2 separate regions of the Homo sapiens genome follow, and region 2 is linked to region 1. Evidence: read pairs that join two places in POLR2A ChIA-PET (ENCODE). Cell type or tissue: GM12878. All regions are shown on one strand. Links, peaks and the distances in the headings refer to the core of each region. The heading gives the core; the rest is flanking DNA. Region 1 overlaps ARHGEF3 (Rho guanine nucleotide exchange factor 3). Region 2 has its middle 26 kb from the start of TASOR.

Region 1 (15,728 bases), core at 2,441-10,440:
CCTGCTAGTTGATGTGACCTTGGACAAGCTACTGTGCCTCTCCAAACCTGTTTCCTCAATGGTAAAATGGAGATGATGAGAGCTCTAACTCCTAGGACCATAGTGAGGGTCAAACGAGATGTTTCATATACAGCGCTAACCATAGTGCCTAGCATGTCGTAAGTGCTCAAAAAATGTCATTATTATTAAGACCTTTACATTTCAAAAAAAAAGATTCTTAAAATGGTTTTAAGAAACATGATGATCACCAGCCTAATTTCCTGAATGTTGTTTTACACACAGCAGTGCATTAGGGGCTTTACCGTAAGTCCTTTCATCATCACAGTAATCCTATGAGGTTGGTATTAATGCCCTGTTTTGTAGAAGAAGAAACAGGCTCAGAACAGGGTAGTGGCTTTCCCAGGATGGCTTTAATGCTGGGTCAAGGAGATGAGACTAAAATCCCAGTTGACCCTGAAGTCTGTACTTTTCCAACCACATCACATTGCCTCTAAGTGACTAAATCATTGGTCTTCTCACCTCATAACACGTGAAGGATGAACCCACCTGCCCAAAAAATTGCCTGATGCTCAAAGGCCCATTTTTTTCCTGAGTGTCTGGGTAGGAAACCCCACCATTAGTCAATACTTCTGGCAGCCCACTTCATAGAACGGCTGCAACCCACGGGAGTGGGATTTGCAAGCCCCCATTTGGGAGGGTTTTAGTAATTTTCATTTTGTGTTTCTCAAGACCAAGGAGCTGGTCTTTGGCAGAATTCTGCATGCTTAGCTGTGTGGAGGTGCCACCGTCAGTTCTGTTAGTCATTTTGCTTATCTATATTAACCACAAGCCTTCTGTGTAAACCAATCACTGGAAGGCCCAAATACCATCTGGATATTTGCAAATTGTGTCATTTTCTCGAGACACCCTGTGATTGCCCGTAAAAATCCTGGACAGATGCCACCGTTTTCATAACTACTGAAAGAAAATAAATTACTGATCACAACCTAATTTTGCAAAGCCCTGTGTAAATGTAATTGTTATTGATGATGTGTGTATCTGGAAGGGCTACTTTGTCATGTATGTGTGCAGTTGCCTTCCATAATTTGTCAGCCTTGATAATGGGTAGAGGTCACACAAAATGAGGAAATTGCCGTGACTGCGTTGCCATTTATTCTTATGTTGGCTCATGGACTGTCAGGAGTGAAAGCCAGTGGTTTCTATTGCCTTCCTTTTTTTTTTTTTAATTAGTTGACACCAATAACTAGTTTAGAAGAGGCTGTGTCATGCCCAGTGTGGTGGCTCACGCCTGTAGTCCTAGCACTTGGAGGCTGAGGTGGTCGGATCACGAGGTCAGGGGTTCAAGACCAGCCTGACCAACGGTGAAACCCCATCTCTACTAAAAATTCAAAAATTAGCCAGGCGTGGTGGCACACACCTGTAATCCAAGCTACTCAGGAGGGTGAGGCAGGAGAATCACTTGAACCTGGGAGGCAGAGATTGCAGTGAGCCGAGCGCCACTCCAGTCTGAGCAACAGAGCAAGAGTCCATCTTCAAAAAAAAAAAAGAGAGAGAGACTGTGTCACAAGTTAATCAGGAAAGGTTTCCAAACCTTCTACTGGCTGGGAAAGGAGTGGCTCTTTTTAAGTCTAGAAACACTTGTGCCCGGACTTTCTGTTTGGACCATTGTGTCCTTTTGAGAGAAGGTAGCCCTGATTGTTAGTAAATTTCAGTTAATTGAAGCTGAATGAGAAACCTTAACGGTAAGTTCACTAGACTTTTTTCTTCTTTCTGGCTCTTAAGATGAGGAGGAAAGGAGTAGCAAAACAGGCTCTTTTTTTCTGAGGATTTATGAAGCAAACAAATCCAGCCTCCAGGAAATGACCCAGGGTCATTGCATCAGAGAACTTCAGAGTGGGAAAGGCCTGTTGAGAACATGTAGCCCAATTCTTATCTGCTGCCAGATCCATTCAATCTCTGCTTAACACCTCCAGGGACAACATTTCAGGTTGTATACAGTTGGCCCTCTGTATCCACTCGTTCCACATCCACGGATTCAACCAACCATTGGTCAAAAATATTTGGATCCCAGGACTTTGGGAAGCAGAGGCAGCAGGATTGCTTGAGCCCAAGAGTTTGAGACCATTCTGGGCAACACAGCGAGACCCCATCTCTAAAAAAAAAAAAAATCAAAGAATTCACCAAGCGTGGTAACACACACCTGTAGTCCCAGTTACTTGGGAGGCTGAGGTGGGAGAATTGCTGGAGCCAGGGAGTTTGAGGCTGCAATGAGCTGAGATTGTGCCACTGCAACCCTAGCCTGGGTGAAATAGGGAGACCCTGTCTCAGAAAAAAAAAGAAAATATCAGGGAATAAAACAATAAAAAATAACAATACAACAATTTAAATAATACAAATAAAAAACAATACAGGATAACAACGATTATCACTTACATTGTATTGGATATTCTAAGTAATCTACAAATGATTTAAAGTGTAAGAGGATGTGTGTAGGATATAGGCAAACAGTATGCCATTTTATATCATGGACTTGAGCATCCTTAGATTTTGGTATCTGAGAGGGTTCTGGAACCAATCACCCTTGGATACTGAAGGATGACTGTACTCCGTCTGTGTTCAGTATAGATGATGAGAAAATCCTTTCTTAGTTGTAACATTGCTTCCTGCAGCAATGTTCAGTAATACTTTCTTTTTTTTTTTTTTTTTTTTTTTTGAGATAGAGTCTCGCTCTTATTGCCCAGGCTACAGTGCAGTGGTGCGATCTCAGCTTATTGCAACCTCTGCCTCCCGGGTTCAAGCTGTTCTCCTGTCTGAGCCTCCCGAGTAGCTGGGATTACAGGCACACGCCACCACGCCCTGCTAATTTTTGTATTTTTAGTAGAAACAGGGTTTCACCATGTTGGCCAGGCTGGTCTCGAACTCCTGACCTGAGATAATCCACCCCCCTCGGCCTCCCAAAGTGATAGGATTACAGGCGTGAGCCACCATGCCTGGCCCAGTAATACTTTCTTATGTGTTATCCCTGTAAGTATTTGAAAACCACTCTCTCTCTGCACCTCTCCCACTCCACACTCATGTGCATTCTCTCCTCTCCCTCTCTCCCCTCAGATGTTTTCCTTCTCCTGGCCTGGTATTCCTGGTTCCCTTAACTTTTCCAAATGTGACATACTGTCCTATCTCTTTCCTGTCCTTGCTTATTTCTTCTGGACATCTTTAGTGTGCCTGAAAAACTTGAGTATTAATAAGTGCAAGGATACTGTATGATACTATGTCAACAAACAGGATTTCTTTTAGGCTTAATATGCTTCTTTAGACAAGAGAAGTACACTAATATATTGAAAAAGATTTTTGAAATAAAAATGACAGACTAAAGATTAACATCTTTGTCATATAAATAATTTATACAGATATTTAAAAAATACCCTAAGATATTCATTGACAAATAAGCCAAAGATACTAGAAGGTAGTTCATACACAAGGAACAGTAAAGATTTAAAATGTTCACTCTAGTAGGAATTATAGAAATGAAAAAGGCAATAATAAGGTGCTATTTTATACCTAACTGATGTTGCAACTATTTTTAAGACATAATAAAACCAAGCTGGGCATGGTGACTCACACCTGTAATCCCAGCACTTTGGGAAGCCGAGGCGGGCGGATCACCTGAGCTTAGGAGTTCAAGACCAGCCTGGCCAACATGGTAAAACCCAGTCTCTACTAAAAATACAAAAATTGCTGGGCACGGTGGCTCACGCCTGTAATCCCAGCACTTTGGGCAGCCGAGGCGAGCGGATCATGAGGTCAGGAGATCGAGACCATCCTGGCTAACGCGGTGAAACCCCGTTTCTACTAAAAATACAAAAAATTAGCCGGGCGCGGTGGCGGGCACCTGTAGCCCCAGCTACTCGGGAGGCTGAGGCAGGAGAATGGCGTGAACCCGGGAGGCGGAGCTTGCAGTGAGCCGAGATTGCGCCACTGCACTCCAGCCTGGGCGACAGAGCAAGACTCCATCTCAAAAAAAAAAAAAAAAATTATCTGGGCCTGGTGGCGGGAGCCTGTAATCCCAGCTACTTGGGAGACTGAGGCAGGAGAATTGCTTGAACTCGGGAGGCGGAGGTAGCAGTGAGCTGAGATCGCACTACTGCACTGCCGCCTGGGCAACAGAGTGCAACTCTGTCTCAAAAAAATAAAAATAAAAAAAAAAAAAAACCCAATGCCGTGAATGTTGCAGGAAAATAATACACTTATTGGTGGGGCACAGTGTCTCATGCCTGTAATCATAGCACTTTGGGAGGCTGAGGCAGGCAGATTGCTTGAGCCCAGGAGTTTGGGACCAGCCTGCGCAACATAGCAAGACCTTGTCTCTATTTAAAAAAAAAAAATAAGAAAAAGAAAATAACACACTTTCTGTGCATACTAAAAGACAAAAATTGTTCAGATCTTTGGGCGTAGTATTCTAGCTCTAGTGGAGAAAAGGCTGTGTTTCCAAAGTTGTTCATAATGACATTATTTGCAATAATAGCCATGCTTTGTATTCGTGCATTTTACAGTTTTAGGCACTTTCATATTCTTTGACTTACTTGAGTATATAATTGTCCTCATTTTAAAGACGAGATACCAAGGGTCAGAGAGGTCCAATGATTTGCCCAAGATCACACAGCTGGGAATGGCCTAGCTGGAGCTTGAAGTCTGATGGTTTGGTTCCAGTCTAGCATCCTTTCCTATTTAACTGGCCAGAAAAGCCAACAACCTCTCTGTCCTACAATAGAGCAATAGCTCCATGACCATGGCCTCTGGCACAGGGGTCAGTGACATCATTTGCAGCCATTACTCACTAGCAAACAGAAATACCCTAGTGTTCCTGGAACAAATAAAGAGGAAAAAAAGTTGAGCATGATTATATACTCATTATAACCAATTTAAACCTATATGTGTGCATATGGGATGTAGAGAAGAGGGGACAGGCATGTTGCAATCAAGACACCTTCCTCCTTTTTCATTGTGCTCAATAAATCTAGAGCAATGCCACCCTTTGTTCAGATAGTAGTCAGTTATTTTCTTTTCTTTTCTTTTCTTTTCTTTTCTTTTTTTTTTTTTTGAGACAGAGTCTCACTCTTGTCCAGTCTGGAGTGCAGCAGCAAGATCTTGGCTCACTGCAACCTCTGCCTCCTGGGTTCAAGCGATTCTCCTGCCTCAGCCTCCCAAGTAGCTGGGATTACAGGCGTGAGCCACCGCACCCAGCCAGCAGTCACTTATTTTCACATGCATTATCTCCTTTGAGCCTTGCATTAGCTGAGGGAGCTGGACAAGGCAAGGACTGTCCTTTTTTTTTTTTAATTTTGCTATTTTGTTTGTTTTTAGGTTTTCTTTTTTTAGTTTTTCATTTTTTCTTCATTTTTCTTTTTTTCTGAAGCTGTCCTTTTTGTTTGTCAACTGAGGAAAAAGAGATTCAGAGAAATTAGGAGGCAGGGCCCAAATGTTGGTCCCTCCTTGCCCAGCCTTGACCTCTTGGCGTGCCACAATGTTGGCTTAAGCCAGTCATGGTTCTGGGTAGGTGATAAGCAGCACTGTCTCTCTGGGGGTGTTCTAAGTGAACCCCGTTAAAGTTAGCCAGAACACTGTGCAGAGTAATCTCCAACTGCAAGGCCCTACTTTAAATTTGATGTGAGATCACTGTTAAAACGAAAAGCCCACAAGGAATGGATAGATAAAAACTTCTGTATACATAGGTGATGTATTTCGTTTGTTGGTTTGTGTTAGAAATAGGGTCTTGTTCTGTTGCCTAGGCTGGAGTGCAGTGGCACAATCATGGCTCACTGCAGCCTTAACCTCTCAGGTTCAAGCGATCCTCCCACCCACCTCAGCCTCCAGAGTAGCTACAGCTGTAGTCCTAGGACTACAGCTAGGACTACAGGCGTGTGCCACCATGCCTGGCTAATTTTCTTTCAATTGTTTTATTTTTCTAGAGTCAGGGTCTCATTATGTTGCCCAGACTGGTCTCGAACTCCGGGGTTCAAGTAATCCTCCCACCTCGGCCTCCCAAGGTGCTGGGATTACAGGCATAAGCCACCACTTCTGGCCACGACATATCTTAAAATGATGTCTTTCTGAACTCTGCAGACCTAATGTTTGCAGCAGAGGTGATAAATAGTAAGAAGAAATACAGCATTTCCTGAGGGCACTCTTTCTGTAGATACCATTAGCATTAGAAGTTGGCAACCTGATTGAATTAAATAAAGCTGACAGCCTATGTCAGAACCTTGAAAAAAAAATGTGAAAAGGAAAAAAGAAAGGTGAATGTTTTGGACTTGCCATGGGCTGTCAGATTTGGAAATGTGGAGTCTTCCTAGAGGAAGACGCTACAGAAAGAAAAAGGGAACAAGCTAGTGGCAGAAAGAGATGGAGTTGGGCCAGATGGCCGAGGGGGGCAAAATGGTAAGTCTTCCCTGTGGGTGCTTTCTGAACCCAAGGCCAGGGCAAGCTCCCATTTCAAGTGTGCTATCTTATGTTGGCATACTAACATTTCATAATCGCAAGTCACGCAGGCATTTCAAGAACGACCCCAGGCAAATACAGAGAAGATAACTAAAGGTCACTGGGGAAGACTATTTTTAATTTTTGACTTCACACAGGTTGGGGAGGGGTGGAAGTGGCTCATCAATATCATGTTAGGTTTTGGCAGTCTTGGTTCATTTTCTCAGCCATCCTGGTGATTGTGTTGGGGATGTCTGGGTGTGATCTTGCAGAAGGAGTCAGAAACCACTGTAAAGAAGGAAATAAGCTGTTAGAAGAGGGAAAACTGATGGTTTCTTGTGTGTAAGCCACAGATGCATGATGAACTGTCACCTCCACCTCCTTCCTCCTCAGATGTTTGGTGGTGACTTATCTGAGAGCTTTGAAGGAGAGAGCATCAGAAAAGACATGTTGCATTCTCTTATTAGTCTCTGAATGCTTTATGCCCAGGTTCCAAAGGCCTAGAAGAGTGAGCTTGATTCTGGCACCAACATCGAGGAACAGGAGCTTGCTTCGGAAGTCTCTTAAATGCAGCATTTATTTCTAAGCTGGTTCTTATAAGAGCTTCCCAAGTAGCTGGGGACAGGGCAAAGGTAGGCTTAGCTTCTTGGAATTTCAGAGTCTGTTTCTGGAATGAGAGGACTGGATTAGTTCATTGTTTCCCAGAAGGTGGGTTTCATACCACTTGGGCAGCTCAAATCTTATAAAGACAAATCACAAAATAATTTAATCACTTTCCCTTTTAAATTATCTGATCCTTCTGATTATTTCAAGTTTCCACTTGGAATTAGTGTGTCTTTAACACCTCCCCATCACTTGATAATTTCCCTGTGTAACTAAGTGTAGGCCTCAGGGTTCATTTTTTAAAGTTAGTTTCTGTTTATGGCAGGTGATAGTGATTTTCCATTTAAGGCAGTGATAGAGTTTATTTTTACAATAAGTTTTTAAGTAAAAAATGACTAATTAAGGAAATAGTACATAATAGCTCAGGTGATATGTACATATGGCAAAAAATTATCATGGCAATACAGAGAGTTTGGAAACAGTGAACAAGGCATGTTCTGAGGGGCTTTCTAGGATTAGAATTCTACAATAAGTTCCCAAGTTTGACACAGTCACTTGCAAACTAAACTTGAAATTTGGACATTTAGCATAGGACCCAAATTTCAGATACTAAGTAGATAAAAATTGGCTTTAATGTGTTATAGGAAATGAATCTGTGCTACGTTAGCCAACTTAAAAAATAAAAGTAGATTTCTGTTCTCAGAACATAAATCTTTTTCTTTTCAAAGCGTCAAAGAACATGCCAAAGTGCCAGCTAAAATGATTCAAACCATCCTGTTCCTTTTTTCCTTCACTCTGGTGGGAAGGATTGGGTGAGATTACACTTTAATTGGAGTCAGCCCTAGAATGTACTGGTTAAGAATTTGGATTTGGAAGTCAGCCTGAACTGAGTTTGAATCCGCACTTGGCCACCTGTGAGCTGAGAGATCTTGGACTTGTGTCTCATCCTCTAAGCCCTAGTTTCCTCATCTGAAAATTGGGAATTTGCAAGGGAATTGTGAAGATGAAATAGGCATATAAAGGGCTTCCACCAAACAAGTACTTAATAGGTCATTAGCAGCAGCAGCAGCAGCAGCAGCAGCAGCAGCAGCAGCAGCAGCAGCATCTATCTTGAACGTAGATCAGTTGAGTAGAAGCTATAGGTGGTTATACTTAGCAAGGCATCTGCTAGGAGGTAGCTCCTTCCTTTGTAGGAAATAAAGAGATCAGAGTTAGCATTGGGCATTATTATTTTTAAAACAAAAGATGTTCCAAGCATACTGGCAAGCTTCACATTCATTTCTGCCAGGTAGAATAACAAAAAAATCTAGTGTGGCTTTCTGGTTGTTCCCAGAATGACTTTCAGACAGGGGTTGGTGTGTGAGCTCTGGGTAGAGAGGCACCCTGGCCAGAGGAGTAGGGAGCAAGTTGTCCTGAGGCCGGCTCCCACCTGACATGCATCATCTGAGAATCCTAGCCAAGTGCCAACCACGGACACAGACCCAAGGCAAGCAGATGAGGGTGGATTAGGTTGCTTTGAGCTCTTCATGCCCTATTCATTTGCAGGGTGCTTTAACTATAAATAGATCCTTTGTTGGAAATGTAGGGAAACTCCATAGTGTGATGGATATGAGCTGGTAAAGAGCTAGACAACTAAAAAATGACCCCTAATGCTCTTTAATTGTCCATAAATATTTATTGAGACCTGGCTCTGTGTATCATGTTCCCCCTGGTTTAGAAAAGCCATGCTTTCTGTCCTCAAGGAACTTCTACTTCAGTTTGACCAAGTCATTAACAACACGACAATACGGGTAGTGACTGTCAACCACGAGGAGGGGGAGAAGCAGGCAATTTCATTGGGGAGCTTGGCAGACTATGGAGGGGGAATACTGAGAAGTGGTCATCCAATAGGCTCCCTGATGCTGGATGCCCGCCACCCCCCAGTCCTCAAGTGTGCCCTTAGCAGAGGGCAGCATCTTCTGGGGGCACATAAGCGGGACACCTTTGAACCTGGGCTCACTAAGATTCTGAGGGAGGAGTCAAGAGGAGCTGCTGATTCCAGAGTGATAGGGCTTGAATGCCAAATGAACATTCTGTCCTCCTCCACACCCTGCGTCAGTGTCTACTTCCTTTCTGCCTCTACAGCCTATTCGTTTCAGGGTTCCTCCCTGGTTTAGGAAACTAACAATGCTGTGGTTAATTAAGAACCCAGGCCTTGCTGAGTTAATAGCCTTGGGCTCAATTTGGACTGTGTGACTTCAGGCGAGGCCCTTAACGCCTCTGAGTCTCAGTTGCCTACACTGTGAAATGGGTATATTAATAGCACTAACTTAAGAGAAGTCAAGGAAATAATGCACAGAAAGCACTTTGGCACAGCCTAGCACAAAGTCCTCCTGTATATTGCTATTATATTATTATTATTATTATCAGAGGAAGTTGTATATCCTGGGAAGCCAGTGTCGGGGTGGCGGGGAAAGTTTTCAAGGCAGGTAGATTTGAATTCAGATTTCACCACTGCCAGTTAATTACTGGGTATGACTTGGAGGAAGTCATCTCACTTCTCTGAACACCTGCTTCCTCCTCTATGAAACAGGATAACGGGGTTGCTGTATGGCATAGATGAGAGCGTTTGTGACTCCATGGCTCTCAGTGCCTCCTTTCCTTTCCTAGGCTTCCCTCATTGTTTATATAGTGCTTCAGAGTCACAAGAGTCACACCTGCGTCAGGTGTAGTAGGATGACTGCTCTGTTTCTAGAAAATTGCTAGAGTCTATGAGTAGGCAAGTGCCTTGGCAGGGTATAATTTATTTAATCGCAATTGATCGAAGCTTTGCAGGGTCAAGTGGCCCTCTGCACAGTCCTGCTTTGCAAACTCAGGGGCGCCCCTCGCTTGACTCTCAAATGTTGGGGCAGAGGGAAGGAGGGCCTGGCATGTAAAAGAAGAACCTTCCACTTCATCCTTGTGCCCTTCCCAACCTGGCAGTGCTTGGGAAACCTTTACCAAGGAAATTATTTTGCCAATTTAGACTCCCAGCAGTCTTCAAAGGAATCCTCCCCTCTGTAGATGGCCCATATTGGAAAACACTTGAGAACCTTGCTGCTCTCTGCTGCAGGCATCCTTTGCCTCAGGAATAAATACCATTTTTATTTTACCACCAGAATGTCCTTGTCTTTTCTGGAAACTTTTATTGACATCCCTTACCACTGACTCTACAATGGCTAGCCAACTTTTTTTTTTTTTTTAACAAAACCCAACAACCAAATCACAGGTTTGTATTTATTCTTTCATTTTAAGTCAGTTGCCACTGTCTACCCATTTTCCCCATTATCTCTTTGGAATTGAAACTAGCTGAGAGTGATGCTGGGAGCAGAGCTGAGTCTCTGAGCTCCTTGCCTTCTTTGTTGTGTGCTGCATCATTTTTTTATATTCACAGGCTTCTGCATTTTAATAAACTGTAGATAATGATACATCTGGTTGCATATTAATTGCTGAGAGTTCAAAATAACACGTAATCACTATGTTTCAAGGTTGCAGATGTACAGCACTGAGAGCCAGTGTTTGTTATGAACCTTTGGAAAAATCCGTTGTTACTGGGTATTTTTAAATTCTTGTCATTAAAAATGCACTACAGGATGGAAAGTGTCTCAACAAATGAAATCAGTTTTGTGTTGTGCACACATGCACATACACCCCTCCCAAAGAATAACATTTTGAAGCTATTCATCTGCTCATTTGGGGGGTGTGGGGGCAACAGAAATGCCAGATGAATCCATTATAGATTACTTACCTCACAGTTTCCTGAACAGCATGCTTTGTATCTTATTTATCTGCATACCCTTGCTCAGTGAGTGGTAAGATGTCAGCTGAAAGCCAAAAACAGGAAAGTTTAAGATTTTTAAAAATTTATTTCCAATTTAATCAATCCCATGTGGTTGTTTGACTAGTAGCTTTTTCCATTCTGAATAATCAGATTTCAATGTATTCTGTTTTCGGCTGGGAGCAGAGTGCTCTAAAACACCCGGGTGCTGTGTCCCCTGGTTCTAAGTGTGGACATGTGCTCCTGAGGACACACATGGACCAAACATTTGAAGGGATAATTTGTGCTAGAAGGGACAGCTGGGAGTTAACCAGGGAGCATCTTGAACATATTTTGTGTTTCTTTCTGGAGGTCACATCTCTGCAAGGCCTGTCTGCTCAAAACCGTTGTTCTTGTCAAAAACGGAAACCAACTAGACATCAAGAGAAGGGGATCCATTTTCTTCTGCAGACCCAGTGCCCTTGGTCAGACGTCCCTGTAGTTTTTACCCAGCAACCAGTTAGGATCCCTGGTCCCTGTCTAGTTTTCAGTCGGATGACAGACCTGACTGTCAGCTTTGCTTGCCTGAGATGTGTTTGATCATCCCAGATTCAGCTGGAACAGTCTGTCCTTCCTTTGGGACACTGAGATTAAGATCTGAGCACCCTTTTTCATCTCCCTACTTCTTTTTCCTCTTCTGGGAAGCAAGATAATGCTGAGCTTCAAAGAACGACAGATGGATGAGAAAGAGAGAGGACTTTTCTGTGGTTCTGTGTGGTCCTTTCTTGGTTACACATTATTTTTGTGAAGTTTCACCTTGCACATCCGACATGGGTTGAATGACCAGAGTTCCTCTCATTGCCTAATTCCAGACAGTATTGGGATCTGGCAAGACTGGAGACCAGCTCTTCTAGCCCATAATTCAGCAGTGTTGGTGGCAGTGGGCGGGTGGGAGGATAATGCAAACCTCAAGACCCATCTATAAGGACCCAAGATTAGGACTTGGGTCCTTATCTTGAGATTTTACTGCTTTCCTTTCTTCCAATATAGCCTTGAATCCTGCCAGACCACCGCTAGTTTTGCCGTATCCAGCCAGAGCTTGACTAAACAGATGATAAAACCACAGGAAGAAAAGGAAGGCAGGAATATGGCATCAAAATACATGGTCTCGTAGCAGCCTCAGTGGCCAGAGCAGTTATTGGTATGATTCTGGCAGGTGACGTGGAACTCTAGCTTTGTCCCTGGAAGGATCAAGGCAAAATCCAGTGCTGCAGGGAATAGAAGAGGGCAGGGGCGCAGGCTGGCAGAGAGACCATGCCTCTCCCAGGACAACAGAAATAAGGACAATACTCTGATATTTACTGAGGACTAACAGGCGGGTGTCTGCCAAGCATATTATACACCTAGTCTCCTGTGATCCTCCCAACAACTCTGTGAGAAGGTAGGAGAGTCATCTTCACTTCACAGTAGAGGAAACTAGCTTATAGAGGTTATATTTTGGGCCCAAGGTCGTAGGGTATTGCACTCTGACCAGACAGGTTGGCTCATATTTTATCCTTAGATCCTTTGCAAAGAATCAATGCACTCTTTGGGCCAGAGTGATAAGAACTTTGTCACTTGCTGCAGAGGCATTCAGATTATTCCTAAGCTCTGAGAGAGCCCAGAAAATGTCCTTAAAGAAGCAGGAATGGAACTCCAGTGGCATCCTTTTCCTCCTTCTCCAACCCCACCCAAGGGGAAGCGAGGGAATCCCTTTTACAGTGATAAACAAATGCAGAACATATATTCCACCCAAAGGTTTCCAAGAAGTCAGTAGGAAATGACTGACTCCGGAACCCCAAAGTCACAGAGACTGTCCTCTGGACCCCGTGGCTGTGACCAGGAGATCTTTTCTACCTCTGGGTGCCTCGTTGTGTGACCAGGAGACCTTTTCTACCTCTGGGTGCCTTGTTGGCATCATCCAACCAGGGATGTCCAGCCCCATTTTCCAGACCGGCGGATGGGTGTGGCATTATAGGCACGTTATTTCTGTGGCATTCTTGCCAAAAATGCATAACCTGATGTGAGAAAACATCCTCCGGGCCCATGGCTGGCCTTCCCATAAGGGCCACAGAGACTTGATGCTGCTGGCAACTCTCCTAATTTTTAAGGAGGTTGAACTCTTTAAAGTTCTCCAGCTCTGAGCATCTGGCCCTTTCTGCCTCAGAAGGCAGATGTGGAGCCAGGGACCGCAGAGAGAGCTAAATATTTGGCTTCCTCTTTCTCTGAAGGTCTGTAGCATCATGTCTGGGCATGACCAAGATGAGTTTCAGGCAGTGGGGGCTGGTGTTTGCTAAAAGGAACTTAACAGGGGTGTGGGTGTGCAGTTCTCCCTCTGCCCAAGGTTAAGTAATAGTAACATCCTGTGTAAAGAGAATTGAATGTGGTTTTCTGCTAAACTTCAATGTTTTAGGGCTGTTTATTAGATGTGTTTAATCTTGGGCCAATTTAACCAGTAGCAGACTAATAAAATAACAGATTTGGGCTTGCTGCCAGGACAAATGTTGACTTACCCTTATAATGTTGACTAAAACGAGTAACTTTGAAAGTTATTGCAGAGTGAAACCTTAGCCAGAAATACAGCGTCTGAAACAGTGGTTTTGTTTTATTTTACTGGCTCTGCTTAGAGATTATGTTTGTAACCTAGGCTGCTGCCTGCTTCACCTCTCAGAGTCCTGTATTTTACTGAATTATTTCCCAAGGCTCTTTTTTTCAGCCCATAAACCTTCACTCAGCAAAAATGAATTTCCCCATGGCAGGCAAGTAGGAGAGGTTACTTTTCCAATGTGGGGGCAAAAACTCAGTGGTACCAAGAAGAATGAAGGTAATGACTTGCTTGAGTCTTCTCTCAGAAACAAAATGGTATGCCATGAACATTCACCCTCTCCAAATTTGTAGTAAAATTAATTGCTTCTCCCGGGTGTACCGGAAGAAATCCATCTCGCTTGCCGCCTACCCCCACCTTTCCTTCATTTTGCCATGCAGTTTATTACAAACACTAGAGAGCTATAGTATTTTGCTACCATGTGTTTTGGACTTGAAGGAAACAGGGGAGGCCAGGAGGAAATGAAGCTAGGAGGACTACAGAAATTGTCATAAAGTGTGATTTCTTTCTACCCCTGTTTTTTTAATTTGTGTTTTATAGGAAGCTGGTTTGGGCAGGGCCTCTGAGCATGGTTTCAGAGGCTCCTGCCAGCATTGTGTGAGCTCAGCCAACTGCCAACTGTCCTCCTTATACCTCTCCCTTATTCAAGGCTCCCCCGAAAGCAACCACCTCACAGGGAGACTTTGGCCAAGAAGCCATAGGTGCTGAATCTGCTTTTGGTGCTGACTGGCTCAGGCAGACAGAGCTTGATATACAGAGAATAAACGTCATCCCTCTAACATTAATATGTTCAGTTTTATGTACCTGAGAGTTGATGGTTTAATTTGTGGGTTTGCCCAGACTCTCTTGCGACTTCTCTCATCATCTGCTCTTTAGCACTTCCATGAGACGGGGCAAGAGATTGTTGGAGTCTCAATCCAGCAGCCCGAAAGCCTGTCTGCAGCTTGGGTTTGAGACTGAACTAACTCAGGGTGTTTTGTGGATTTTAGTTATCCAGGCTGTCCCTGTTCCCTCATTAACAAAAACAAAACAAACCCCAGCTTTTTTTTTTTTTTTAAGAAGGAAATTGGGATCTTTTCCTCATAGCACCTTATCTTAATATGGAGGAAAGAGTTGAGCCATTTTATCAAAAAGGAAATCAAATCCCCCTTGGATGCCTAATGTGAGGCAACTGGCAACCAAACTCACGGCCGGAGAAAACAAACACAAGAATGTGGCTTCCATGTTTGAGATTAGCCAAGACAAAGATAGCAGGGATGCCTCCCGGAACAGTTCCTGGTGGTTTGTCAAAGTCCACAAAGCTTGCAGTCCCTTTGTTGAAATCACTGATAAGCATACAAGAGGAAAATTATAGTTCTGAGTTTGAAGACCTTTTCTCACCTTGGGGGTTAAAAACCAATAATTCTGAAACACATTTGGCCTAATCAATGAAGTCAGGTTTCCGTTGGGATTTGGGCCTCATTATTTGTCTTTCATCTTCTGGGAACAGATGACACCAGGTCAGTTAGCTCTGTGCCAGGGGAAAAAAAGAACAGAAAAAATATTTCAATGGAAATTTTAGAATTAGGAACAATTATTTCATTATTATTATCTTTTTCTATTTCCAAAAAAATAAGATGAAGAGTCATTTGCAAGCTCCAAGGCAGCTCCCCTTTCTGTACCCACAGTCTTACTCCTCCTTTGCTCAGGCAGCTCTATGAAGGCCTCCTCAGTGCTGCATATGTGCCCTACGTTCCTGTGTTGTCCACCGCACCATGCCCTGCCTTCCAGCCACCCCACCTGCTCCTTCCTTGCCAGCTCCACCTGACACTGACTCTCTTGACTCTTTGTGGCTCAACCTTCTGATTCTCCCTATTCAGCTGGGAGACATTCCCCACAACAGTGACACCTGTATACTTCAATTAAGGCCACTTTGCACATACTGAGTAAACACTCCCTAAATTGGGCTAAGAAGAATGCACAAAGTCACAAAGTCCTCCAAACTATGTGTTAGTTACAAAGAGAATAATATTAACTTTACAGTGGAGAAATCCAGCAGACACCACCTGTGTTAGTTTCTTATGACTGCTATAACAAAGTACCATAAGCTAGGTGGCTTAAAACAACAAAAAATGTTTGTCTTATTCTGGAGGCTAAGTCTGAAATGAAAATGTCAGCAGAGGCCGGGTGTGGTGGCTCACACCTGTAATCCCAGCACTTTGGCAGGCCAAGGCAGGTGGATCACCTGAGGTC
Region 2 (15,728 bases), core at 4,941-12,940, 83 kb after region 1:
ACACAGTGAAAATATATTTCCAAAACAAAGACAAAGTAAAGACTTTCAAACATAAAGCTGAATTTATTACCAAAAGACCAGCATTACAAGAAATACTAAAGAAAATCCTGGCCGGGCACAGTGGCTCACACCTGTAATCCCAGCACTTTGAGAGGCCAAGGTGGGGGGTTGGGCGGGGGGGGCGGGGGGGGCTGGATCACGAGGTCAGGAGTTGGAGACCAGCCTGGCCAAAGAGACCAGCCTGGCCAACATGGTGAAACCCCGTCTCTACTAAAAATACAAAAATTAGCCAGGTGTGGTGGCGGGCACCTGTAATCCCAGCTACTCTGGAGGCTAAGGCAGGAGAATTGCTTGAACCTGGGAGGTGGAGGTTGCTGTGAGCCCAGATTGCGCCATTGCCTGGGTGACAGAGCAAAACACTGACTCAAAAAAAAAAAAAAATCCTTGAAGCAAAGAAAATGATGCCAAATGGTTGCTTTAACATTCAAAAATTAGTCAATGCAAATTACCAAAGTAAAAAAAAAAATAGATGCATAAAAATGCATTTGACAAAATTCAGCATACTGATTAAAAAAAGAAAATCTTCAGCAAACTAGGAATACAGGGAAATGTTCTGACTCTAATAAAGGCTATCTATAACAAACTATGACTAGCCCCACAGTACTGAAAAACTGAATGCTTTCCCCCTAAGATTGGAAACAAAAAAAGGATGCTCATTCTTACAACTTTTATTCAATATTGTACTGGAGATCCTAAATAATGTAGTAAGTAAAAATAAATAAAAGACATCCCAGTTGTAAAAGGAAAGGTAAAACTGTCTTAATTTATAGGTAACATGATTAGGTAGAAAATTTTATGGATATACAAAAAAGCAACTAAAACTAGTGAATAAGCTTAGCAAGTTTGCAGGATACACAATAAACATACAAAAAGCAATTATATTTCTATATGATAGCAATGAACAGTGACACATTTGAATTTGAAACAACACCATTTAGCATCAAAAATATGAAAAGCTTAGCGATACCTTTGAGAAAAATATGCAAAATGTACACTGAAAATTATAAAAAGAAATAACACTTAGAAGACCTAAGTGAATGGAAAGATATACCATGTTCATAGATGGAAGACTCAATATTAAGATGTCAGCTCTCCCTCAAATTAATTCATAGATTTAACACAATACAATCCTAAATCTAAGTGGGCTGTGTTGTAAAGATTGGCAATCTGATTTTAAAATAGTAATGGAAATCTAAGAGAACTAGAATAACCAAAACAATTCTGAAAAAGAACAACAAAGTTGAAAGACTTACCCAAACAAAACTCACTATAATGCTACAATAGCCAAGACAGTGTAATTCTGGTATGAAGATGGACAGTTGGGGCTGGGCGTGGTGGCTCACACCTGAAATCCTAGCACTTTGGGAGGCCGAGGCAGGCAGGTCATCTGAGGTCAGGAGTTTGAGACCAGCCTGACCAACATGGAGAAACCCTGTCTGTACTAAAAATACAAAATTATCCGGGTGTGGTGGCACATGCCTGTAATCCCAGCTACTCGGGAGGCTGAGACAGGAGAATTGCTTGAACCCAGGAGGCGGAGGTTGTGGTGAGCTGAGATCGTGCCATTGCACTCCAGCCTGGGCAACAAGATCGAAACTCCATCTCAAAACAAACAAACAAAAAAGATGGACAGTGGCCAGGCGCAGTGGTTCATGCCTGTAATCCCAGCACTTTGGGAGGCCGAGGAGGATGGATCACCTGAGGTCAGGAGTTCAAGACCAGCCTGGCCAACATGGTGAAACCCTGTCTCTACTAAAAATACAAAAATTAGTCGGGCATGGTGATGTGTGCCTATAATCCCAGCGACTTGGGAGGCTGAGGCAGGAGGATCGCTTGAACCTGGGAGGCAGAGGTTTCAGTAAGCTGAAATCACGCCACTGCACTCCAGCCTGGGCAACAGAGGGAGACTCTGTCTCAAAAAAAAAAAAAAAAAGATGGACAGTCAATAGATACAAATAGGAGTCCAGAAATATAACCAACATATATGGTCAATTGATTTTCAACAGGGTTGCAAAGTGAATTCAGTGATAAAGGATAATCCTTTCAATACATATTGTTAGAACAATTGGATATTTCTATGCAACAAAACCCAATAATTTAGGCCTTTACATTACATCTTATACAAAAATAAATGGATCATAGACATAAATGTAAAACCAAAAACTATACAACCTCTAGAGGAAATCAGGAGACAATATTTGTGACCTTGGGTTAGGCAAAGATTTCTTAAATGGGACCCACAAATTATAATCCATAAAAGAAAATAATTGATAACTAAGACATCATTAAAATTAAGAATTTCTGTTCTTCAAGATATGGATTAAAACACTGAAAAGACAAGCCACAGAGTGGTAGAAAATATTTGCAAATCACATCTCTGACAGAGAACCTGAATCCAGAATAAAGAAATCTCAAAATTCAGCCAGGTGTGGTGACTCACACCTGTAATTCCAGCACTTTGGGAGGCTGAGGAAAGTGGATCATTTGAGATCAGGAGTTTGAGACCAGCCTGGCCAACGTGGTGAAACCTGGTCTCTACTAATACTACAAAAATTAGCAGAGCATGGTGGCAGGTGCCTATAATCCCAGCTATTCGCGAGGCTGAGGCAGGAGAATCACTTGAGCCCGGGAAGCAGAGGTTGCAGTGAGTGAAGATTGCACCACTGCACTCCAGGCTGGGTGACAGAGTGAGACTCTGTCTCAAAAAAAAAAAAAGAAAGAAAAAAAAAGAAAAAAATCTTTAAAATTCAACGATAAGAAAACAACCCAATTTTAAAATGGGCAGAAGATTTAGACACTGACCAAAGAAGATATATGGATGGCAAATAAGCATATGAAAAGATACTCAACATTACTAGTCATTAGGTTAATGCAAATTAATGCCATGAGATACCACTACTCACCTACTCAGCTATTATAAATCTAAAGTTAAAAAGACTAACCATGGCAAATAGCATAAGAAAAATTGTTCAACATCACTAATCATCAGGGAAATGCAAATAAAAACTACAATGATATTATCTCACACCCATCAGTGGCTACTGTAAAAAAACAGATAATAAGTTAGCAAAGATGTGGAAAAATTGTACTTCAGTGGGAATGTAAAATGGTGCCACTGCTATGGAAAGCAGTACGGCAGTTCCTCAAAAAACGAAAAACAGAATTACCATGTGATTCAGCAAGCCCAATGCTGGGTATACACCCAAAAGAATTGAAAGCAGGATCTTGAAAAGATATTTGCACACCAGTGTTTGTTTCAACATTATTCACAATGGCCAAGACATGGAAGCAACCCTAGTATCAATGGATTAATGGATAAACAAACTATAGTAAATACACAAAACAGAATATTAGTCAGCTTTAAAAAGGAAGAAAATTATGATACATGCTACAGCATGGTTGAGCCTTGAGGACATTATGCTAGGTGAGATAAGCCAGTCACAAAAAGACAAACACTGTATGATTCCACTTACATGATGTATCTAAAGTAATAAAATTCATAAAAACAAAATAGAATGGTGGTTGCCAGGGGCTGGGTGGAGGAGAACATAAGGAGTTTTTGTTTAATGGAGATAAGAGTTTTAGCTTTGCAAAATAAGAAAGTTCTGGAGCTTTATTGTACAATAATGTGAATATATTTAACACTACTGTACACTTGAAGCCAGTTAAGGTGGTAAATATTATGTGGGGTTTTTACTTATTTCTTTTGAGATGGAGTCTCACTCTGTCGCCCAGGCTGGAGTGCAGTGGTGCGATCTCGGCTCACTGCAACCTCTGCCTCCTGGGTTCAAGCTATTCTCCTGCCTCAGCCGCCTGAGTAGTTGGGACTACAGGCATGTGCCCCCACGCCTAGCTAATTTTTATGTGGGTTTTTTAAACTACAATTAAAAATGAATAAAAATAGGCTGAGCTCGGTGGCTCATGCCTGTAATCCCAGCACTTTGGGAGGCCGAGGAAGGTGAATTGCCTGACCTCAGGAGTTCACAACCAGCCTGGGCAACCTAGTGAAACCCGGTCTCTACTAAAATACAAAAAATTAGCTGGCGTGGCGGCGTGCACTTGTAGTCCCAGTTTCTCAGGAGGCTGAGGCAGGAGAATTGCTTGAACCTGAGAGGCGGAGGTTGCAGTGAACCAAGATCGTGCTGTTGCACTCCAGCCTGGGCGACAAAGCGAGACTCCGTCTCAAAAAATAAAATAAATAAAAATAAACCAGGACTGGGCATGGTGGCTCATGGCTACAATCCCAGTACTTTGGGAGGCTGAGGTGGAAGGATCACTTGAGGCTAGGAGTTCTAGACCAGCCTGGGCAAAGTTATGAGATCTCATCTCTACTTAAAATGATACATTAGCCACACATGGTAGTGCATGCCTATTAGTTTCAGCTATTCGGGAGGCTGAAGTGGGAGAATCACTTGAGGTTACGAGTTTGAGGCTGCGATGAGCTAGGATCATGCCACTGCACTCTAGCCTGGGCAACAGAGCGAGGCTGTGTCTCTAAAAAAAAATAAAAAATAAAAATAAACCAAACTTCTGGTCCAGATAAGATGATGTAGACTCATTCCTCCCTGTTCCTCTTCACTAAGTACAACTATAAACCCTAGAAATAACTCAAAAGGCGACCAAAGAAGAATTCTGAAGGCTAAGAATAGGAAGGCAAACTGGTTTGAGACCCTGGAACTAGAGAAACAACACAGTGGCAGGGTATCTTACTCTCCACCCAACAGAAGACACTGACCCAGGCCCAGCATTTCTTGAAGCAGCAATAGAAGACAGCCCTGGTAGGCTCATTTTCCCAGATCCAACAGGAGCCTTCCAATACCACCAGGTGAGGCCAGCACCACCAGAGATGGGGATTGGTTGGGAGTCCTGCTAACAAGTGCCATGGGAAATAGTCTCCTTCCCCACTGAGAGATACCAAGATAACCAGGTGGTACCTGCAAGAGGGACCCTGCCACAAGTGGCTCAGCCCAGGAAGCCTCTGTGTTCCCATTGGCCTGAGACTCCTCTCCCCCACCCAGAGATGGCAAGGTCCCACCACAGCAAGCACCGGGCCCAGGAAGCAGTCTTTGTCCCTCACAAGCAAAGGGGATCCTGCCAAGCACCCAGCCAGGGAGACATCTTCATCCTCAAGGCTCTGAGTCTCATCTCCCCAACTGAGAGACACCTGGTGGTCTAGCCTGGGGAACCTCTGTTCCCTCCAGCAGCACCAATAAGGACCAGTGGGAGCCTCAGCAGCATCAGATAAACCAAGCAGACCAAAATAACACTGAAAGCGCTCTGAAAAATGTCATTGGAACCACAGCCCATAAAATTAGCCCAGGACCTGCACACTAAACCTAAACAAGGTAACTGCCAGTTAAAAGATTTAAGTAATATGCTCCTAATGTAATAGAAAAATGTCTAGAATATAATAAAAAATCACCCATCATGCCAAAAACCAGGAAAATTACAACTTGAATGAGAAAAGATCATCAATTGATGCCAACAAAAAAATAAGTCAAATACTGGCATTATCTGACAGGATTCTAAACCAGCTATCATAAAAATGCTTCAAAAGTCATTACAAGTTCTCTTCAGGAAGTCTCAGCAAATAAATAGATCTTATATTAAAATGTACTGAATGGAAAATATAGAACTTAAAAATACAAGCGCAGAAAAATTTTAAAATACTTCTTTGAATGGGCTCTATAGTAAAGTGAAGATGACAGACAAAAGAATCAGGGAATTCGAAGACAGATAAATAGAATTTATCTGAACCATAAAACACACTTAAATATTAACAAATAATGATGGGTGAGGTGGCTCACGCTGTAATCCCAGAACTTTGGGAGGCCGAGGTGGATGCATTGCTTAAGCTCAGGAGTTCAAGATCAGCCTGGGCAACATGGCAAAACCCTGTCTCTACAAAAACATATAAAAAAAAAATTGCTGGGTGTGGTGGCACCTGCCTGTAGTTCCAGCTACTGGGGAGGCTGAGGTGGGAGGATCACTTGAGCCCAGGAGGCAGACGTTGCAGTGAGCCAAGATCATGCCACTACACTTCAGTCCTGGTGACAGAGTGAGACCCTGTCTCAAAAAAAAAAAAAAGATAAAATACAGTTAAATATATATATATATATATATATATATATATATGAGCAGAGTCCCCAGGGACCTGTAAGATTTTTTTTTTTTTAAATCCAGCATTGTTATACACAGACAAATGTGTGCAAGTTCAAATGTGGACATCTAAATAAGATTGTCAGATTTTATCAATGTCAGTATTCTGCTTGTGATGCTCTACTGTAGTTCTGAAAAATGGTTACCACTGGGGGGAAGAAGGTAAAGGGTTCACAGGATCTCTTTGTATTATTTATTACAACTTTGCAGTTATCTCAATTAAAATGTCAGTGAAAAGATGACCCAGGTACAATGTGGAAAAGGAATGGCAAATACTGGAACCATGCCTGGCTAATTTCTTGGTGTTTTTTTGTTTGTTTGTTTTTGTTTTTGTTTTTTTTGAGACAGAGTCTCACTCTGTCGCCTAGGCTGGAGTGCAATGGTGTGATCTCGGCTCACTGCAACCTCTGCCTCCCAGGTTCAAGTGATTCTCCTGCCTCAGCCTCCCAAGCAGCTGGGATTACAGGCACCCACCATCACGCCCAGCTAATTTTTGTATTTTTATAGAGACAGGGTTTCACCATGTTGGCCAGGCTGGTCTTGAACTCCTGACCTCAGGTGATCCCCCCACCTCGGCCTCCTAAAGTGCTGAGATTACAGGTGTGAGCCACCGAGCCCAGCCATTTGTTTGCTTTTTCAGACAGGGTCTCACTATATTGTCCAGGCTGGTCTCCAACTCCTTTCTCAGCCTCCCAAAAAGCTAGGATTACAGGTGTGAGCCACCACACCTGGCCTTGATTTTCTGTCTACCTTTTATATTAATTAGAGAAGTACTAAAATTTCCAACTGTAAGTTTGGATTTGTCTATTTCTCCTTTAAATTCTATCAGTTTTGGGATATGTATTTTGAAGATTTGTTATTGGATACCAACACATTCAGGACTGTTTTATCTTCTTGATGAAATTACCCCTTCATGGTTATGAAATGTTTCTCCCTTAGCTCTAGTAATACTCCTCATTATAAAGTCTCTTTATATTGGCATAACCACTCTAGCTTTCTTTTGACTTGTAGCATATATGGTATATATTTTGTCATCTTATATATTTTAATCTGTGTGTGTGTGTGTGTGTGTGTGTGTGTATACTTTTTTTTTTGAGACAGAGTCTCACTCTATCACCCCAGCTGGAGTGCAATGGCCCAATCTCAGCTCACTGCAACTTCCACCTCCTGGGTTCAAGCGATTCTCCTGCCTCAGCCTCCCAAATAACTGGGATTACAGGCACCTGCCACCATGCTCAGCTAATTTTTTGTATTTTTAGTAGAGATGGGGTTTTACCATGTTGGCCAGGCTGGTCTCGAACTCCCGACCTCAAGTGATCTGCCTGCCTTGGCCTCCCAAAGTGCTGGGATTACAGGCTTGAGCCACCACGCCCGGACTAATATATATTTAAATAGATTTATTGTGGACAGCATATATATGAGTCTTGCTTTTTTTTTTTTTTTTTTTTTTTTTTTGCGACAGAGTCTTGCTCTGTCGCCAGGCTGGAGTGTAGTGGCATGATCTTGGTTCACTGCAACCTCTGACTCCCTGGCTCAAGAGATTCTCCTGCCTCAGCCTCCGAGTTGCTGGGATTACAGGCACATGCCACCAGGCCCAGCTAATTTTTGTATTTTTAGTAGAGACAGGGTTTCACCGTGTTGGCCAGGATGGTCTCAGTCTCCTGACCTTGTGATCCACCCACCTTAGCCTCCCAAAGTGCTGGGATTACAGGCATGAGCCACCACGCCCAGCCTCTTGCTTTTTTTTTTTCTAATCTAGCCTGACAGTCTCTTTCAATTGGAAGCTTTATACCCTTTATGTTTAATGTAATTAATAATATAATTCATTTTAAGTCTGCCATCTTGTTAGTTGTTTTCTGTATGTTCCATTTGTTTTAGATTCCACTTTCTCTCTTTACCAACTTTTTTTGGATTAATTACTTTTTTTTTTTTTTTTTTGAGACAAAGTCTCGTTCTGTCACCCAGGCTGGAGTGCAGTGGCAAGGGAACCTCTGCCTCCCGGGTTCAAGCAATTCTCATGCCTCTGCCTCCCAAGTAGCTGGGATTACAGGCACGTGCCACCACGCCCGGCTATTTTTTATATTTTTAGTAGAGACAGGGTTTCGCCATGTTGCCCAGCTGGTCTCGAACTCCTGACCTCAAGTGATCTGCCCGCCTCGGCCTCCCAAAGTGCTGGGATTACAGGCGTGAGCCACAGCACCTGACCAGATTAAATATTTTCTAATACTGTATTTGTCTCCCCTTTAGTAGTTATTCTCTTTGGTCTTTTTTGGTTTTTTGTTTGTTTGTTTAGTGTTTGTTCTTTAAATTATCACCATCTACCTTCAAATAATATCATACCGGCCACGCGCGGTAGTTTATGCCTGTGATGCCAGCACTTTGGGAGGCCAAGGCGGGTGGATCATGAGGTCCAGAGTTTAAGAGCAACCTGGACAATATGGTGAAACCCCGTCTCTTCTAAAAATACAAACATTAGCCGGAAGTGGTGGCAGGCACCTGTAATCCCAGCTACTCCGGAGGCTGAGGCAGGGAACTGCTTGAACCCAGGAGGCAGGGAACTGCTTGAACCCAGGAGGCAGAGGTTGCAGTGAGCTGAGATCGCGCCACTGCACTCCAGCCTGGGCAACCGAGTGAGACTCCGTCTCAAAAATAATAATAATAATAATAATAGTATCATACCTTTCATGTATAACGTAGAATCTTACACCAATATACTTCCATTTCCTTCACCCCCTTCTCTGTGGTAGTGTTGTTACACATGTGTCTTCTCATGTTTTAAGCTCCAAATTTTATTATTATTTTAACATAATAGAGATAGATAGACATATTTATCTTTTAAAGAAATAAAACAATTAGAAAAAATTGTTATATCTGTGCCAATATTTACCTTTTCTTTTTTTTTTTTTTTTTTGAGATGGAGTTTCACTCTTGTTGCCCAAGCCGAAGTGCAATGGCGCCATCTCGGCTCACTGCAACCTCCACCTCACAGGTTCAAGTGATTCTCCTGCCTCAGCTTCCCGAGTAGCTGGGATTACTGGCATGTGCCACCACGCCCGGCTAATTTTGTATTTTTAGTAGAGACAGGGTTTCTCCATGTTGGTCAGGCTGGTCTCAAACTCCTGACCTCAGGTGATCCACCCACCTTGGCCTCCCAAAGTGCTGGGATTACAGGTATGAGCCACCGCCCCCGGCTATATTTACCTTTCTAGTACTCTTATTTCATTTGTATAGAAAAAAGTTTCCATTTGGTATTATTTTATTTCAGCCTGAAGAACTTTCTTTGAACATTTTTTATATTGGAGATATATACTAACAATAAACTTCTCGGCTTTTGTTTGAAAAATCTTTAATCTTGTTTTAATTTTTAAACAGTATTTTCACTGAAAATAGAATTTTAATCTACAATATTTTTTTCTCTGAGCACTTTAAAGATATTACTTCATTGTCTTCTGGTTTGCAGTTTCTACCAGAAGCCTGTGAATAATTCTTATCTTTGTTCTTCTGTATGTAATGTGTATTTGGGGTTGAGAGGAGCCTGCATTTAAGATTGTATCTTAATCATTGGTTTTTTAGTGATTTTAATTATGACATGCCTTGGTGAGGTTTGTATGTGTGAGAATGTTTATCCTACTTGGCATTCAATGAATGTCTTGGGTTTCTGTGTCTGTGATTTCCATAAAATTTGAAAACTATAAGCCAATATTTATTAAAATAGTTTTTTTGTAGTATCCTTCCTTATGAGACTCCAATTATGAATATGTTAGACCACTCCATATTTTTCCAGAAGTCAGTGAGGCTCTGTTCATTTGGTTAAAAAATATTTTTAACATTTGTGCTTCATTTTTAAAAACAGATTCTATTGCCAGGTTCTCAAGTTTACTATTTATGTTTTAGCAGTTTCTAATCTTAATACCTCCAGAGAAACTTCCATTTTCATTCTGATACTATATTTTAATCTTTGGATATTCCATGTGTTACTCTTTTGTAGTTTCATTTCTTTGCTTATGATGTTCATATTTTCACTTAACTGTGTTTACACTGTAATAATAGTTATTTTAATATTTCTATCTGCTAGTTCCAGCATCCGTATCATTTTTGTCTGTTTTCATTGATTGATTTTCTCTTGGTTATAAGCTAGCACTTTCTGGCTTCTTGGCATGTTTAGTAATATTTTATTGGATGCTGGACATTGTAAGCATCTGAATTTTGTTGCTGTTGTTGTTATTTTAAGGATATTAGGCCAGTTTACTTTTGTTGAGCACCTTGATAAAAAAGAAGAAGAATATTAGTCCAGCCGTGGTGGTTTATGCCTATAATCCCAGCACTTTGGGAGGCCAGGAGGATCACTTGAGCACAGGAGGTCGAGGCTGCAGTGGGCCATGATTGCACCACCATACTCCAGTGGTGCAATCATAGCTGGAAACAAAGGAAGAGAAGAGAAGAGAGGAAGAGAAGATCAGGCTTTGTTATGGCAGGCAGGTAAGCTAATTATAGATTATTTTGATACCTTCTTTTTTTTTTTTTTTTTTTTTTGAGGCAGAGTCTCACTCTGTCAGCCAGGCTGGAGTGCAGTGGCACGATCTTGGCTCACTGCAACTTCTGTCTCCCGGGCTCAAGCAATTCTCCTGCCTCAGCCTCCCGAATAACTGGGATTACTGGCATGTGCCACTACACCCAGCTAATTTTTGTATTTTTAGTAGAGACAGGGTTTCACCATGTTGGTCAGGCTGGTCTTGAACTCCTAACCTCAGGTAATCCGCCTGCCTCGGCCTCCCAAAGTGCTGGGATTACAGGCGTGAGCCACCACACCCAGCCCAGTTTGATACTTTTAAGGCCTATTTTAATTTTTGCTATGGCAGATATAGATTAGCCTTTACTCCAGGATTATTCCGTCTAAGCATGATCCCCCTGAATATTTGTCACATGGCTCAGTTAATTATTGAAGACTTTCCATTGGTTATTCAGGACCTTGGCTAATTGAAGTTCTCACTTCTCCCCACTCAGTTTGAACACTGAGTGTAATTCAGTTTACAATTCCAAGTCTTTATTTTCTCAGCCTCATGAAGGTTTTACTCCACACATGCATAGTCAAGGGGACTTCCTATGCGGTCTTCTGAAACTCTTTTTCTACAAAGCTTCCAATTCTCTAGAATTTTGCCTGGCAACTTTCAGTTACCTTCTGCTCCCCAAATCTCGGAGAGATTGCTCAGCTTCACTTGCATTCCCCTCCCCGCATCCACAACCTGGAAATTGCCTTCAGACAAAATTCCGGTGTGGTTTTAGGGTTTACCTTTTTGTTTCCTTTCTTTTAGGGATTACAATCCACACTGCCTATTGTCTGATTTCTGAATATAGTTGTTTAGAGTATTTTGGCCAGTTTTCTAGTTGTTTATGGGGGGATCAGTATAATTGGAAGCAGGAGTCTCAAAGTCATTTTTTAAATTTCTGTTTTAAAATGTAACAGCTCTGTGTACATACAATGGAATATTATTCGGCCTTAAAAAGAAATCCTGACATATGATAAAACATAGATGAACCTTGAGGATGTTATGCTAAGTGAAACAAGCCAATCACAAAAAGACAAATACTATATGATTCCATTTCTATGAGGTACTTAGAGTAGTCAAATTTATAAAGACAGGAAGTAGAGTGATGGTTAGCAAGTACTGCGGGGAGAGGGAAATGGCGAGCTGTTCTTTAATTGGTATAGAGTTTCAGTTTTGCAATATGAAAAGGGGATAGGAGATTATTTGTACAACAGTGTGAATATGCTTAACACTATTGGACTGTATGCTTTTTTCTCCCATATATATTCTGCTTATGTAGACTGTACACTTAAAATGGTTGAGGCCAGGTGCAGTGCCTCACGCCTGTAATTCCAGCACTTTGGGAGGCCAAGGTGGACATATCACCTGAGCTCAGGAGTTTGAGACCAGCCTGGCCAACATGGTGAACATGCCTCTGTAAAAAATACAAAAATTAGCCAGCCAGAGAATCACTTGAACCCGGGAGGCAGAGGTTGCAGTGAGCCTAGACTGCACCACTGCACTCCAGCCTAGGAGCCTGGGCGACAGAGTGAGACTCCATCTGAAAAAAAAAAAAAAAAAAAAAAAAAAAAGGTTGAGATGGTAAATTTTCTGTTATATGTATTTTACAATTTTTTTAAAAAACAGCTAACAGTGACTGGGCGCGGTGGCTCACAGCTGTAATCCCAGCACTTTGGGAGGCCGAGGTGGGCGGATCACGAGGTCAGGAGATCGAGAACATCCTGGCTAACACGATGAAACCCCATCTCTACTAAAAATACAAAAAATTAGCCAGGTGTGGTGGCGGGTGCCTGTAGTCCCAGCTACTCGGGAGGCTGAGGCAGGAGAATGGCATGAACCGAGAAGGCGGAGCTTGCAGTGAGCCGAGATCACACCACTGCACTCCAGCCTAGGCGACAGAGCGAGACTCCATCTCAAAAAAAAACAAAAACAAAAAAACAAAACAACAACAACAACAACAAAAACCACACCTAACAGTGTTCCAGTCATTTTACATTACGCTTAATCTGTGCAACAACCTCTTAAGATGTAGGTGCAATCATTATTATTTTGTTTTGAGACACTGTCTTGCCCTATTATACAGTGTGTGGTACAGTGACGTGATCATAGCTCACTCTAGCCTTGAACTCCTGGGCTCAAGCAATCCTCCTGCCTCAGCCTCCCGAGTAGCTAGAACTACAGGCATGCACCTCCATGCCCAGCTAGTTTTTAATTTTTTTGTAGAGGTGGGGTCTTGCTTTGTTGCCCAGGTTGGTCTTCAACTCCTGACCTCAAAGGATTCTCCCCCTTTGGCCTCCCAAAGCGCCAAGATTGCAGGTGTGAGCCACTGCAGGTGGCTGGCCTAGGTGCCATTTTTTTTCTCAACATGGAGTCTTGCTCTGTTGCCCAGGCTGGAGTACAGTGCGGCGATCTCTGCTCACTGCAACCTCCACCTCACTGGTTCCAGCAATTCTCCTGCCTCAGCCTCCCGAGTAGCTGGGACTACAGGTGCCTGCCACCCCGCCCAGCTAATTTTTTTTATTTTTTAGTAGAGATGGGGGTTCACCATATTGGCCAGGCTGGTCTCGAACTCCTGACCTCGTGATCCACCCACCTCAGCCTCCCAAAGTGCCAGGATTACAGGTGTGAGCCTCTGCGCCCTGCTGGTGCAATTATTATCTCAGTTTTACAGATGAGAAAACTCAGACCCATAGTTACAACATATATATGTTGTAACTGTTATTATAAATATATATACACATGCTTATATAAACAACTATAAAATATGTGAGTATGTGTGTGTGTATATATATTTTGTGTGTGTGTGTGCATATATATGCACACACACACACACACACACATATACATATATATGCGTGCTTTTATAGATGCAGCCTCACTATGTTGCCCAGGCAGGACTCTTAACTCCTGGGCTTAGGTGATCCTCCCACCTCAGCCTCCCCAGTGCCTGGGACTACAGGCATGGGCCACCATACCTGCAGTGACAACATATTTTTTAAAAGAATCCCATTGTACCTTAAATCATGACTCTTTGTAAAAGAGTTGGAAAACCACCAGGCAGATGACCCCAGTAAGACATTGTGGCTCGTCTTTATTCCCTCTTGGCATTGCCCCAGGTCCTATCCATCTAAGAGCCTTCCGCAGTCTTTGAACTCTGGGAAGAATTCTGTCCTGCCTAAATATAAGTATGGTAATACTGTAATTCCACAAATACTATGAGATTGTAGTTGTGGAACTACAGAACTCTTCTGGGGGAATATTTTAAAAATATTATTAGGTAATACAGAAAAGCTGCTAGGGTTTTGAAAACTGCTTAGTGAAGTTTTGCTGCCCTCTGCTGGAATTAAGCTGTATGCTCTTGAATGTCTGGTTTTCAACAGAAGGATTATAAAGCATTTAGTATGCATTGTTAGAATTTCATGGAGGTGTCTCAGGCGTTCTGCAAGCGTCTGGCACAATTTTTTTTTTTTTGAGATGGAATATCACTTTGTTGCCCAGTGTGGAGTGCAGTGGCAAGATCTCAGCTCACTACAACCTCCGCCTCCCGGGTTCAAGGGATTACAGGCACGCACATGATGCCTGGCTATATTTTTGTATTTTCAGTGGAGACAAGGTTTCACCATGTTGGCCAGGCTGGTCTTGAACTCCTGACCTCAGGTGATCCGCCCGCCTCAGCCTCCCAAGTCCTGGGATTACAGGTGTGAGCCACCATGCCCAGCCCAAATTTTATATTCTAAACATATTTAAACTATTTTCACAATAAAAATAATATTGTGTATTTAAATGTTACATATCTTAGTTTGACATACCAGATATTGCCAGAATCTAGTCTTGGAATGGAAAGGGAAAACCTTCCTAAACTAACCATCCACTCTTCTTATCTGTTCTTACATGTTTGTGTTCCGTCACTCCATTTCAAGCCCTACGGCCTTCCGCTAAACCATTTCAATAAGGAAAACACTTATAATGTTTTATAGATGATGTGATTTTTAGCTTGAAAATTGTTAACTATTGTAAGGTCCTCTACATCTGAATTATGAATTGGAAGTGTTTATATCCTTTATTTGGCTTATTTTAAAACACCTGTAATTCTAGCACTTTGGGAGGCCAAGCTGGGTGAATTGCTTGAGCTCAGGAGTTCAAGATCAGCCTGGGCCACAGAGTGAAACCCCATCTCTACAGAAAATACAAAAATTAGCTGGGTGCAGTGGTACTCACCTGCATAGTTCCAGCTACCTGGGAGGCTGAGGTGGGAGGGTTGCTTAAGCCCAGGGGCCAGAGGTTTCAGTGAGCCTAGATCTTGCCACTACACTCCAGCCTGAGAGACAGAGTCTCAAAAACAAAACAAAACAACAAAACAAAACAAAACACCAAAAACAATTAAAACACCTTGGCATGGTGGCTCATGCCTGTAATCCCAGCACTTGGGAGGCCAAGGCGGGCGGATCACGAGGTCAGGAGATTGAGGCCATTCTGGTCAACATGGTGAAACCCCATCTCTACTAAAAATACAAAAAAATTAGCTGGGCATGGTGGCGCGTGCCTGTAATCCCAGCTACTTGGGAGGTTGAGGCAGGAGAATCGCTTGAACCTGGCAAGCGGAGGTTCAGTGAGCCAAGATCGAGCCACTGCACTTCAGCCTGGCAACAGAGTGAGACTCCATCTCAAAACAACAACAACAACAACAACAAAAACACGTAACAAAACACCTGGCATCATCATTTTATGGTTTATTATTTGGTCCTTTCAGAAAGTTATAAATTACTGACATGTTAAAAAAAGAATGTGGTGGGGAGTGGGGGAAAAACAACAGCATCCTTTAGTAACTGTGATTACTAGTACTTTAGTAAAACCCATCTCTACTTCTTTCCTGCTTCTTTGAAATTCTCTCACACTGTAGTGCAACCTCAGTTTGTATCTAGGCTGACAATGACCAAGGATGGAGAAGTTCTAAGCCATCCT

The links. ChIA-PET counts read pairs that join two places held together with the same protein. Peaks named below come from ENCODE experiments on the same cell type or tissue, not always from the same donor. Only the 100,000 strongest peaks of a DNase experiment are listed, where the experiment ranks them.
Region 2: POLR2A ChIA-PET joins it to region 1 with 6 read pairs; 18 of 35 experiments call an interaction of 5 or more read pairs at or near these places.

What each region holds. Positions count from the first base shown.
Region 1 is chr3:56,781,474-56,797,201 of GRCh38, reverse strand. All of the region lies in intron 1 of ARHGEF3 (Rho guanine nucleotide exchange factor 3), which reads left to right. Among named protein-coding and RNA genes, the nearest start is that of ARHGEF3, 13 kb to the left of the region's middle. RefSeq lists an enhancer at 12,999-13,398. In GM12878, for the core only: no CTCF peak of the experiment used is centred there; no DNase peak of the experiment used is centred there; H3K4me3 peaks cover 651 bases; H3K27ac peaks cover 396 bases.
Region 2 is chr3:56,701,063-56,716,790 of GRCh38, reverse strand. No RefSeq gene overlaps it. Among named protein-coding and RNA genes, the nearest start is that of TASOR, 26 kb to the right of the region's middle. In GM12878, for the core only: a CTCF peak has its summit at 5,224 (motif pointing left); no DNase peak of the experiment used is centred there.